Linked DNA regions of Homo sapiens: region 2 is linked to region 1. Evidence: chromatin contacts called from ENCODE Hi-C or POLR2A ChIA-PET data. All regions are on one chromosome and are shown on one strand. Each heading gives the region's core, a stretch centred on a gene start or an enhancer-like site at or near the end of the contact. The rest is flanking DNA. Distances are from core to core; before and after follow the strand shown.

Region 1 (5,810 bases), core at 1,799-4,298:
TAATACTCTAAGGAACCTCCATACTGTTCTTCGTAATAGGTGCTGAGCCTTTTTTTTTTTTCTTTTGAGACGGAGTCTCGCTCTCTCACCCAGGCTGGAGTGCAGTGGCGCGATCTTGGCTCACTGCAACCTCTGCCCTCTGAGTTCAAGTGATTCTCCTGCCTCAGCCTCCCGAGTAGCTGGGATTACAGGTGCCTGCTAATTTTTTTTTGTATTTTTATTAGAGACGGGGTTTCACCATCTTGGCCAGGCTGGTCTTGAACTCCTGACCTCGTGATCCACCTGCCTCGGCTTCCCAAGTGCTGGGATTACAGGCGTGAGCCACCGAGCCCGGCCTGGTGCTGAACCAAATTACATTTCCACCAACAAGGTATTAGAGTTTCCTTTTCTCCATGTCCTCACCAGTACAGACAGTCTTTCTGATAGTAGCCATTCTTACAGATGTGAGGTGGTATCTCATTGTGGCTTTATTTGCATTTCCCTGATGATTAGTGATGTTGAGCACCTTTTCATATACCTGCTGGATATTTGTGTGTCTTCTTTAGAAAAATGTTTATTCAGGTTCTTTACCCATTTTTAAACTGGGTTATTTGTGGGATTTGTTTAGTTTTTTGTTTTGTTTTGTTTTGCTGTTGAGTTGTATGAGTGCCTTTCTATTGTGGATATTAACTCTTTATTGGATATGTGCTTTGCAAGTATTTTCTCCGTCCTGTAGGTTGCCTTTTTCATTTTGTAGACTATTTCCTTTGCTGTACAAAAAACTTTTTAGTTTGATGTAGTCCCACTTATGTTTGCTTTTGTGCCTGTACTTTTGGTGTCGTATCCAAAAAATCATCGCCAAGACCAATGTCATGGAGTTTTCCCCCTTTGTTTTCTTCTAGTTTAACAGTTTCAAGTCTTAACATTGAATTAAAGTTTTAATCCATCTTGAGTGGATTTTTGTCTGGAAAATTTCGTTTTAACAAAGTCTTTAGACCAGCATTAAGGGACAAGGAGTGAAGCATCAGAATCACAAGAGGGACATTAAGAAAATTATATAGGGTGTTGATGGTGGGAGAGGCCATGGAGACCGGGGATGGGGGTAAGGGTATATGGGAACTGACTGTACTTTTTGCTCACTTTTGTTGTGAGCTTAAAATTTCTCTTAAAAGATGAAGTCTGTTATTAAAATATATGTATATAATTTTCCTGACCCTGGAGAGCTGGATATGGTATTTAAAATCATTGACTTAGTGAGTCATAGTTAACTGTGCAGGGTGTCTGCCCCTCTCTGCGCTGTTCAACAGAAAATACATGTTGAGAATTAGTGTCTTAATCATAGAATATTGCAGCAGAAAAGAACCTAAAATCACCCAGTTTAGAGTCCTTAGGTGGGACACCACATGAACAGCTTCCTGGGGTTGTTAGGACTTTAGTTTTGAGTATACATGAAGTTGCCCGTGGTCAATAAGTTTGGGAAACGCAGCTCATTATAACTTCTTTGTAGTAAGCCAAAATTAAGATATTTCCTACATTTTATCAAACAGACATTAAAAAAATCACAGCACACTGATCAACATATTCCAAGGAACACCAATTTGGGAACAAGTAATCTAAAATAAAGATTACCACTCCGTAATGGGTTATGAAATCAATGTAGGGGTTACAACTATCTTTTTGTTTTACAAAAAATAATACAGTAGAATAAGAAATACCAGAGTGCATTGCACAGAGGAGGCTATTATTTTGTGAAACCTTTGTTTCAGTTATGTATGGTATATTTGTGTGAACTCAGTCAGAATGAAGCCTATTTGTTACTATAAATGGTGGCCAAAAATACGCTGGAGAAGACTGGTCTGATTCAGTTCCTCAATTTTACAACTGAAAACACAGAGGAGACCCATGTGGTCCTAAGATCACACGGGGAGTTAGTAACAGATTGAGTCTGAGTCTGTTCTTCATCCTCAGTCCCCTTCACCACTGCTTTTGCTAAATCCATAGACCATCCTGTTTAAAAAGCAACACTCAGGGAAACAACGCAAACGTCCATCAGCAGGTGGTGGATGAACAAAACGTGTCTTGTACAGACAATGGAATATTACTCAGCCTTGGAAAAGAATGAAATTCTGACACAGGCCACAACATAGATGAACTTTGAACATTATGCAGAGTGAAAAAAGCCAGATACAAAAGGACAAATATCATATGATTCCACTTATATGAAGTTTTCCTAGAATAGACAAATAACATAGAGACAGAAAGTGGATTAGTGGTTACCAGGGCCTGGGGGAAGGTGGGAATGGGGAGTTAGTATTTAATGTGTACAGAGTTTGGGATGATGAAGAAGTTCTGGAAATAAATAGTAGGGATGGTTGCACAACAGTGTGAATACACCAAATGCCACTGAACTGTATGTACACCTAAAAAATTGTTTAAGTGGCAAATTTCATATTTTGTGTATTTTATCACACATTCCAAAATGAATCTAGGCGCAAAAGAAGAAGAGGAAACAGAACAACGTAGCATTTCTTGTAGACAGACCTCATTTCACATTCCAGCAGCCGTTTATTCCTTCAGCCTACCCCTTGGTGGGCCCAGGTCCTGAGGATTCTGAGGCAAACAGGACAGGCTCCCTGGCCTTAGGAATCCATGGAACCGACTGTGGCCAAGTGTGGCCTTGATTCTGGAATCCCTGGCAGGTGATGACTGCTGGCATTTCCACAGGTGATGCATTTTACAGCAGCGAGTGATGCTTAGCCAATGACCTTTCATGTGCTAATAGCTCTGATTTTTCCAATTGCAGCATTTGGATAAACCCACAATTTGCTTTTGGAATGCCAAGGAAAAACATCGTTTATGGTTTTTCTTTTGGTCTCACCCCTTTCATCAGTTGGTCTTTAGCCTTAACCCATAAACAAATAGCCTTTTCTCTCTTTACTCTTCCCTCTTTCTTTGCAAGACCTCCAGGCTCCCTGCAAATGGCAATTCAAGCGACATGCTCCTACCCACAAGTTACAGTGATTCACGCTGGCTCCATTCTGTACTCTTGCTTCACATGTTTGGATATGAGAGTCAGAAGACTCGGGGTGAGCCAGAAATGAGGTCAGGGGCAGCTGGGTAGCAGAAGCGGGATGTCTGTTTCTTTCTTGTAGCTGACTTAAGATTTTTGATACTCCCAGTGCAGGGCAATTTCTGCCCGTACAAGCTGTGGCAGATAGGAGTCTACCGCTGGCTCTATTTGAGGGCATTGGAGATTTCTTACTACCTGGCAGGCACCCCTGTGCTTCTAGCCCCTCCACTGTTATTGACAAACAGGTTTGTGCTTCCAGCCACCCTGTCAGAATCTCTGCAGCCCTCAAGTCAGCAGCAGCATTAAAGGAAACCTGGAGGATGTCTCTCTAACTCCACCAGTGAAAATAGTTAACTGGGCTTACTGGGAGCTAAGAAAATAGTTTATTTTTATGTTACATTGAACTTTACCACAAATGGCGGGGGAGCAGGGATGGCTGGCACACATCATGATAATGATCTTGAAACCGTTAGCATAGTCTGTGAGTTTTAGGTCCACCCAGGGTTTTTCCGCCTTGGTACTATTGACATTTGGGGCCAGATAATTCTTTTTTTTTTTTTTTTTTTTTTTTTTTTTTTTGAGACTGAGTCTCGCTCTGTCGCCCAGGCTGGAGTGCAGTGGCACGATCTCGGCTCACTGCAAGCTCCGCCTCCCGGGTTCACAGCATTCTCCTGCCTCATCCTCCCTAGTAGCTGGGACAGGTGCCCGCCACCACACCCGGCTAATTTGTTTTGTATTTTTAGTAGAGACAGGGTTTCACCATGTTAGGCAGGATGGTCTCGAACTCCTGACCTTGTGATCCGCCCGCCTCGGCCTCCCAAAGTGCTGGGATTACAGGCTTGAGCCACCGCGTCCGGCAGGGGCCAGAGAATTGTTTATTGTGAGAGGCTGTCCTGTGCCTTGTAGGATGTCTGGAAACATCCTTGGCCTCTACCCACCAGGTACCAGTAGCACCCCCACCCACCACCAAGTTGTGGTGATGGAAAACGTCTGCAGATATTGCCAGATGTTCCCTGGGGAGCAAAACCAACCCCAGTTGAGGACCACTGGCACACCCCAAATCCCTTCTGCTATGTTCCGAGTTTTAAATGTTGAGGACTTTTTCCATGGATATTCTGGAAATAATAATGAAAAAGAGCTTGGGGTTTTGGTTTGATTCCTGCTTTATTAGTATTAAAGGGTGTGTAAGCATCACAGCCTGGGAAAAATTAACACCTACTATCTATGTCAGAATGAATCTGTTACCCATGTACTAGGCTTGGTTCCGTGAGGGGTGCTATATCTTGGGCAACATGATTTCTGGTGTGGTCCAGCTGCCGAAGAATTGCACAGTGGTGAGGGTCGGTGGCCTCTCTTATATCATCTACTTTGCTGTATTTCCCAGATGGCAGGCCGAGGCCTTGCATGGTTATAAGCTGAGCACAGGAGCAGGTAAGCTGAGATGGAGGAGGCCTGCATCCGTGGCCTCTGAGTACTACTTGTCCTCTTTTCCTTCTGTGCCAGTCCCATGGCTGAATGACATAGGCAGCTTATTTCATTGCACGTCTTATATCTTTCTCTTCCACATCTAAATGGAGGATGGTACCTGCTCTTTATCTTGTTATCACCTGTCAAGCTCTACCCTTGTCGTGGTGTCAGTTATTTGAGATCATGGAATTATCTGTGATGTAATTACCTGTTCTGGAGCCCCAGATGGATTCCTAAGGGCCATCCTCCAAAAAGCCAAGCCTCCGTTTCCCTTTGAGGCTGTGCTAGTGGGAATGTGTCTTTGCCCATTCATCTAGTGCTGCTGGTGGGAATGTCTCTTCTCCTATTCATCCAGTGCTGCTGGTGGGAATGTCTCTTCTCCTATTCATCCAGTGCTGCTGGTGGGAATGTCTCTTCCCCCATTCATCCAGGGCTGCTGTTGGGAATGTCTCTTTAACCATTCACCCAGGGCTGCTGTTGGGAATGTCTCTTCACCCATTCAACCAGGGCTGCTGTTGGGAATGTCTCTTTACCCATTCACCCAGGGCTGCTGTTGGGAATGTCTCTTCACCCATTCATCCAGGGCTGCTGGTGGGAATGTCTCTTCCCCCATTCATCCAGGGCTGCTGTTGGGAATGTCTCTTTGCCCATTCATCCAGGGCTGCTGGTGGGAATGTCTCTTCGCCCATTCATCTAGGGCTGCTGGAACTCCTGTGTGCCATGCTTTGTGCGGGTTACTTGGGATCCTTGATGACTGAGCCAGGTTTCCTGTCATCAGAGCGTACACCTCCAGTTAGAAAGATGGACTTGTAAACAAATCTAATGTAACATGAGACTTGCTTTCGGTCATCTGTACAAAAGTGCTGTAGTTTAACGATCCTGGCTGTTTTGAAGCTCTTCCCAAGTATTGAAGTACTGAAACACAGTGGTGACATTTTGGAAGGCATTAGCCTGTGGTCTGGGAGAATGCTATTTGGGAGTCTGAAAACCTGGGTTTTTAGTGTTGACACTGGCCCTGATTAGCTGTGTGCTAATTCCTGTAAACCTGAGTCACTTCATCTTAATGGACTTCCCTCCCTAGGTTTATAAAATGAGGTGGTTGGGCTAGATCATCTCTAACGTTCCTTCTGATTCTGGTAGCCTCTGCTTATTATAATGTTTAAAGACTGGAAACTTCGAGATTAGCCAGCCTTTGTGAGGAGGATTTATTGTAAGTTTTTAAAGTGGCTTCCCTGCTCATTTGTGCCTTTGGGGAGACTTGGGCAACTCTGGTATGGTCAGAAGCCTAGCAACA
Region 2 (5,646 bases), core at 842-3,341, 59 kb after region 1:
TGACCCATATTCAAGAGCTAGGTTTACAGCAGTGAGAGATGTAGTAGCAAACAACAGTGGCCATGAAGAAGCAGCGGCTCAGTCCGAAACTGGGGAAATCACTGAAATGAAAGGTGCAGAGTTTCACAAAGAAGGAAGGGGCAGGAGCCCCCTCATAGAAGAATAGGAGGCCAATTTCAGCAAAAAATTTCAGGGCTCTGGGGTTTTGTATTAGCATGCCTCTTTCTCCTCAAATTAGGATTATTTTATTTTTATTTTATTTTAATTTTTTTTTGAGACAGAGTCTTGCGCTGTTGCCCAGGCTGGAGTGTAGTGACGTGATCTTGGCTCACTGCAACTTATGCTTCCCAGATTCAAGTGATTCTACTGCCTCAGCCTCCCGAGTAGCTGGGACTACAGGCGTGCGCCACCATGCGCGGCTAATTTTTGTATTCTTAGTAAAGACAGAGTTTTCACCATGTTGGCCAGGCTGGTCTCAAACTCCTGACCTCAGGTGATCTGCCCGCCTCAGCCTCCCAAACTGTTGGGATTACAGGCGTGAGCCACCGCTCGCAGCTTAATTTTTGTTTCTAATGTCAGTCCCTCCTGCCCACCCCAAATAACATCTATTGCTTTTGTTACCAAAATAATATGTCTTTGTTATAGAAAATAGACAATCTAAAGATATAATTACTCCTAATTTTACCATCCACATGTAATACCTATACCTTTTTTTTTAATTGAAGTGAGACTCATAAAATTAATGATTTTACAGTGTACAGTTCAGAGGCATTTAATAGTTGCAGCATTGTGCAACCATCACTTCTTTTTTTTTGAAACAGAGTTTCGCTCTGTCACCCAGGCTGGAGTGCAGTGGTGCGATCTCAGCTCACTGCAACCTCCGCCTCCCGGGTTCAAGCGATTCTCCTGCCTCAGCCTCCCAAAGTAGCTGGGATTAGAGACGCGTGCCACCACACCCGGGTAATTTTTTTGTATTTTTAGTAGAGACGGGGTTTCACCATGTTGGTCAGGTTGGTCTCGAACTCCTGACCTCAGGTGATCCACCCGCCTCGGCCTCCCAAAGTGTTGGGATTACAGGCATGAGCCACTGCACCTGGCCTGCATTATTTCTTTGTACTAGCCTTATGCATTTGATATGGTTACTACCATTTTGTAGATGGGAGAAACAAGGCCTGAAGCAATTGTTCTGCTCGAAGTCACAGAAACCTGAACTCACACCAGTCTTTACTTCAAAATGGCATAAATATTTCTAAACAGTTTTCTACTTTAGATATTTGGGTGTTCTACAGTGTTTTGCAGACTAGGGCTGAGGGAGAATCCTGTTACGTTTATAAGTAATTTACAATAAGACAAAAAGATGGAAATGAAAACTTTGTCTTCTTTCATTTAAGTAATTAAGGTGCTTCATTTTCCCTCCTCGTTCCTACACAGTTCACTTTATGATTTTTAAAAACTAGATAGAGAAAAAAGGAAATCCTAAAATTAGTCATTCAAAGATTAACACAGTGAGAGGAACCCACCCATTCTTTAATAGAATGAATATTTTATTTTAGTCTATGTGAATTTTATATTAGTAGATAGACAGATGCAGATACAAGTAATTTTACACCAATTATAATTCATGTATAGGAATCTTTCCTTATTTAATTTTTGAGCATTTAAAAATGTTTTTCTAGTCTATTAAATTATATCAGTTAGATTATAAAATATAAAGATTAAACAACCTTGGATCACATTGCACTGCAGAACCTGCTTTTATCACAGTGCTCAGTCTTAAAATACAATTGAAAAAGTCATTCCCCTTGAAATTCTGTTGAACTGTAAATGGAAGTCTAGAAATATTTTTATACAATTGCCAAGAGATTTTAATGAGGAAGAATAACTCTTTAGAATATATTCTGAGCGAGCTGTTTGCATGACAGTTTCAGACGTGGACTTAAAATCATCCACCTATAAACTGCAAGGGGTCAAGTTTGTGTTCCTGTTTGGTTCCCTTGACAACCAAAAGGTGTGGCTCAGAGTTTCTGGGGAGTACCTGCTGCGGTGCACGTGACATGGGAGTGGGTGTGTGTGTGTGTGTGCAGGTATGTGCACATGCATGAGTGAATGTGGCCCCTGCCCTCAGGCCTTTACCAGTGCCAAGTGTGAACTTTCAGAATGAATCTCTCCTGCCATCCCTCTGCCCGTCTTTCTCCCCAGGTCCCCTGTTGGCCTTTGTGAGTCGTGACACACAGGCATAGGGTAAATGACCTCAGCTTTTAAGTCAGGTATACTTGAGTCCATTCCACACCTTGCTTCCTAATTGCCACCTGATTTTGGAGAAGTTTTCTAACCCTCTTTGAGCTGCTATACAATGAAAAAAAATCCCTCTTGCAAGATTACTATGAGGATTGATGATGATCTGTGTAGCATCCCTGGCACTTAGTAGGTGCTCCAAGAGCAGGTGCCATTGCCACACTTCACTCCAGAGGAGGCAGCATAACTAGGAGAGAAGTATATGGACCTTGGAGCTGGCCAACCTTAGGTTCAAAGGCCAGCCTCTGCCACCCACCAGCTGAGTGACCTCGAGCAACTCATCCAATGAGTTTGAGCCTTTCCTTTCCAGTCAGTCAAATAGATAGTAGTACTTACTTCATGGGATTTTGTGAGAATTAAAAGATAATGTTTGGACAGAGACCTGCACAGTGCCTGGTGATGATTGGGTATCCAATAAATAGAATTAATGATGCTTATGATAGCATTTCTGCAATGTCTTGCAATTTCCTAAGATGTTCAGTACCTTCCACCCCCGACAGACAACAGCAAAAGCAATAGTAACATAGATCCTTCCCCAGCTGAACCGAAGTGATACCTTCAGGAATGTTTCAAACTGTTTTCAGTCTCTCTGAAGCTCCTGATGCATAAGGCAAATACCCACAGGATGGCCATGGAAGGAGTGGAATAGGAGTCCTGACTGGCTATCCTTTCTGACCCTTCTGAGTGACTAAGATCCTGCAGAAATGTGACAGAAAAAGAAAGTTCCTTGGAGATGGGCTGGAATTGCTTGTGATCTGTCCCTCTGATTGTGTTAGAACGCTTCCAGCCAGGTCCAGGTCCGTTCTGCCTTAGCACAGCGAATCAATCACTGTGACATGGAGGGTTTTCCAAAAGAGAAAAGATTTGTTCAGAAAGGTACCAAGTGAGGCAGGAGAACAGCTCTCAAATCCACCTCCCTGAAGACAAGGCTCGGGGATATTTATGGGTTAGGGAAGCAGGGTGGTCTAACGTGTGGGGAAAAGTGATTGGCAATGGGGAAAAAATGAAGTAACAGGTTCATTCTGCACAAGCATAGTCGGGGTTCATGGCATCTCAAAGGAAGTATGTTCAGTAAATGGCAGCATTAGCGTGATCTGGGGGAGGTGGAGCTTTTGGCCCTCCAATGTCAAAAGGCCACCTCTCCGGCACTTGCTCAGGCCCAGTTGAAGGGGCAGTGGTCCTAACTGGTTTGAACTGGACAGGAGCTTGCCCTAGTTTCTGAAAAACAACTGTTGCGACCATTACCGTGGTGACCTATGAATGTTATCTGTAAAGTAGCCAGTGAAGGTCAAGTTCCAGCATTCAGTGGCAAGGCCTCAGCTTCATGGAAAAAGGAAAAAAAAAAACAAAACAAAACAAAAAGCAAGTGACCAAAAGCAAGCAGTACAGGCAGATCCGATCAAATTAACCCCTTGGTTTCAAGAATGCAAACTAGACTAAGACATTTGCAAAGACTAGTTTCAGAGACCACAGGGAGACTGCAAGACAGCCAGCCATACTTGCAGTGATACGGAACTTTACAAAGTCATTGAAGGGCTTGTGCTGAACTTCTCCCTACCTCATGGTCACCGCAGCATACACTGGTTGGCCCCTCTTTCCGTAGGCTGTGATTTCTAATGGGGCTTGATCAGGATGATCTGGTCCTGCTAATTTGACACAGTTGCAGTTTGGAGTTAGAACCACAGGTCTTGGTGTTGATGACGTCTGCCAGTAGAGATGCTCCCAACGTCCTAGTTGTGGATTCATTTCCCACATTTTGAGGAATTTTGTGAGGATATTGTGATAAGAAACAAGAAGGCTGTGACATGTATAAAGGTCGATTGTGTGCTGATCATTTGTGTATTGTATTTCTCAGGCTCTGGGAGACTTTTGTCTCTGTGTTTTGCCATGCATGGCCTGGAAAAGAAATAGTTATGAAGTTTTCACTTTTTGCAGCTGTCATGGGCCCAAGTTGCGGTGGCTCACATGGACAGTATGGGTTCCAGGAACCCTGTCAGGACAGCTTTCTCCTCCCACCCCTCCACTTCCCATAGATTCCAAATGGGAGGTGCCAGCTTCTTACAGAAACTCCCTGGCCTTAGTGACTGGTGGAGGGATAGGCACGTGGCCCAGTCCAGGCCAGAATTCCACCCTAGGCTTCACATCCTGGCTCTGGGAGCTCCACAGGGTGTGCTGGCCTCACGAGCCCTGCACATGGAATCTGCTGGGGTACGGGAAATGGCACCAGCCCAGAGACGCACAGACAGGGGCCACTCTCTCCTTGCCCTACCTGTGGCTGGATTTGATGGGCTCATCAATTCTCCTTTATACTTAAGCCAGCTTGAATTGGGTTTTTCTTATGTACAGTCGAGAGTCATGATGAATACAGTGTTTCTAATTAACAGTGTTAGTTAAACTAAGTATACAGCACTGGTGATTTCTGTGTGTCAGTGTCATTTCAGCCTCTTTGTTGTCTTAAGAGGCCCACTTAGTGGTTTGACTGTCCCTTGAGAGAATAGAAGGTGAGCTTGGAGAGTTTTCAGAGACAGTGACTTGATTTAAAGAAAGTAGGATCATAGTAGTAATACTCCTCACATCCACGTATCCCCCATTATAGCTGCAGAGACCTGGCTTACATGTAATTTCACTTACTTCTTGAGAGGTAGGTGGTATCTTCCTGATCTTACAGATGAAGAAACAGAAGCTTAAAGTCGAGCATTTGGCTAAACCAAGCAGCATATATGTATATGTGTAAATTAATGTGTAGCTGTATGTGTGTGTAGGTGCATATATGTTTAAGTGTGATGAGCATGTGTGTGTGTATGTGTGTGTATGTATTATTATGAAGGATTTTCAGAGTCAGGATTCAAAGCCAGGTCCCTCAAATGCTAAATTCAGGTCTATAGCACAAATGCTATTTTAGGCAATCCCCATTTCCTCCAAGTTCATTGACTCACATGTCCAACCAATGCCATTTATAGTTAGATGGCCTTATATAGAGAAGAACTGTGTTCACCCCCTGCCACGGCCCCCACCGCCAACACGCACGCATACTCTGATCGTTTTGGAAATGGAACACATTTTCTCTTTTAACATCTGATCTTCCCCTCACTGCATTTTAGATTCATTGTGAACAATTTTGAGTCTCATTAGAGGTGTCTTAATTTTAAAAATTAAGTTGGGAACTAGCAAGTGAGATTGAAGAGGCTATATCTTTGGTTCTGACCTGGATTTTCTTTACTCAATTACTCTTCAAATTATACTGATTTGAGATGTGATTATTATTATTTTTCCTAAGTAGATTGGATAATGAGAGAAATGCAAAGGCATGCTAGACTAATAGTGATCTGAGTTTCTGCTACCTCACTTGTC

Evidence for each region. A loop is a pair of places that touch in the nucleus more often than their neighbours do. ChIA-PET counts read pairs that join two places held with the same protein, here RNA polymerase II (POLR2A). Pooled maps may share reads with other maps.
Region 2: a loop to region 1 is called in a pooled map, with 2.3 times the contacts of the local background. The contact joins two enhancer-like sites. A Hi-C loop is called at or near these places in 1 of 168 maps with a recorded cell type or tissue (endothelial cell of hepatic sinusoid), 10 of 37 single-sample maps with no recorded cell type and 10 of 50 pooled maps. POLR2A ChIA-PET finds 5 or more read pairs at or near these places in 5 of 52 experiments (AG04450, B cell, GM12878 and 2 more).

Annotation. Positions count from the first base shown.
Region 1 is chr14:89,327,674-89,333,483 of GRCh38, reverse strand. All of the region lies in intron 3 of FOXN3 (forkhead box N3), which reads left to right. Among named protein-coding and RNA genes, the nearest start is that of FOXN3-AS3, 20 kb to the left of the region's middle. RefSeq lists enhancers at 2,131-2,180, 3,120-3,369. Within about 2 kb of position 3,048, at least 6 of the 41 ENCODE cell types and tissues checked have a DNase peak (open chromatin) inside an H3K27ac peak, as active enhancers do; they include B cell, where a contact is called at or near this core.
Region 2 is chr14:89,267,481-89,273,126 of GRCh38, reverse strand. All of the region lies in intron 4 of FOXN3 (forkhead box N3), which reads left to right. Among named protein-coding and RNA genes, the nearest start is that of FOXN3-AS3, 80 kb to the left of the region's middle. Within about 2 kb of position 2,091, at least 4 of the 41 ENCODE cell types and tissues checked have a DNase peak (open chromatin) inside an H3K27ac peak, as active enhancers do; they include B cell, where a contact is called at or near this core.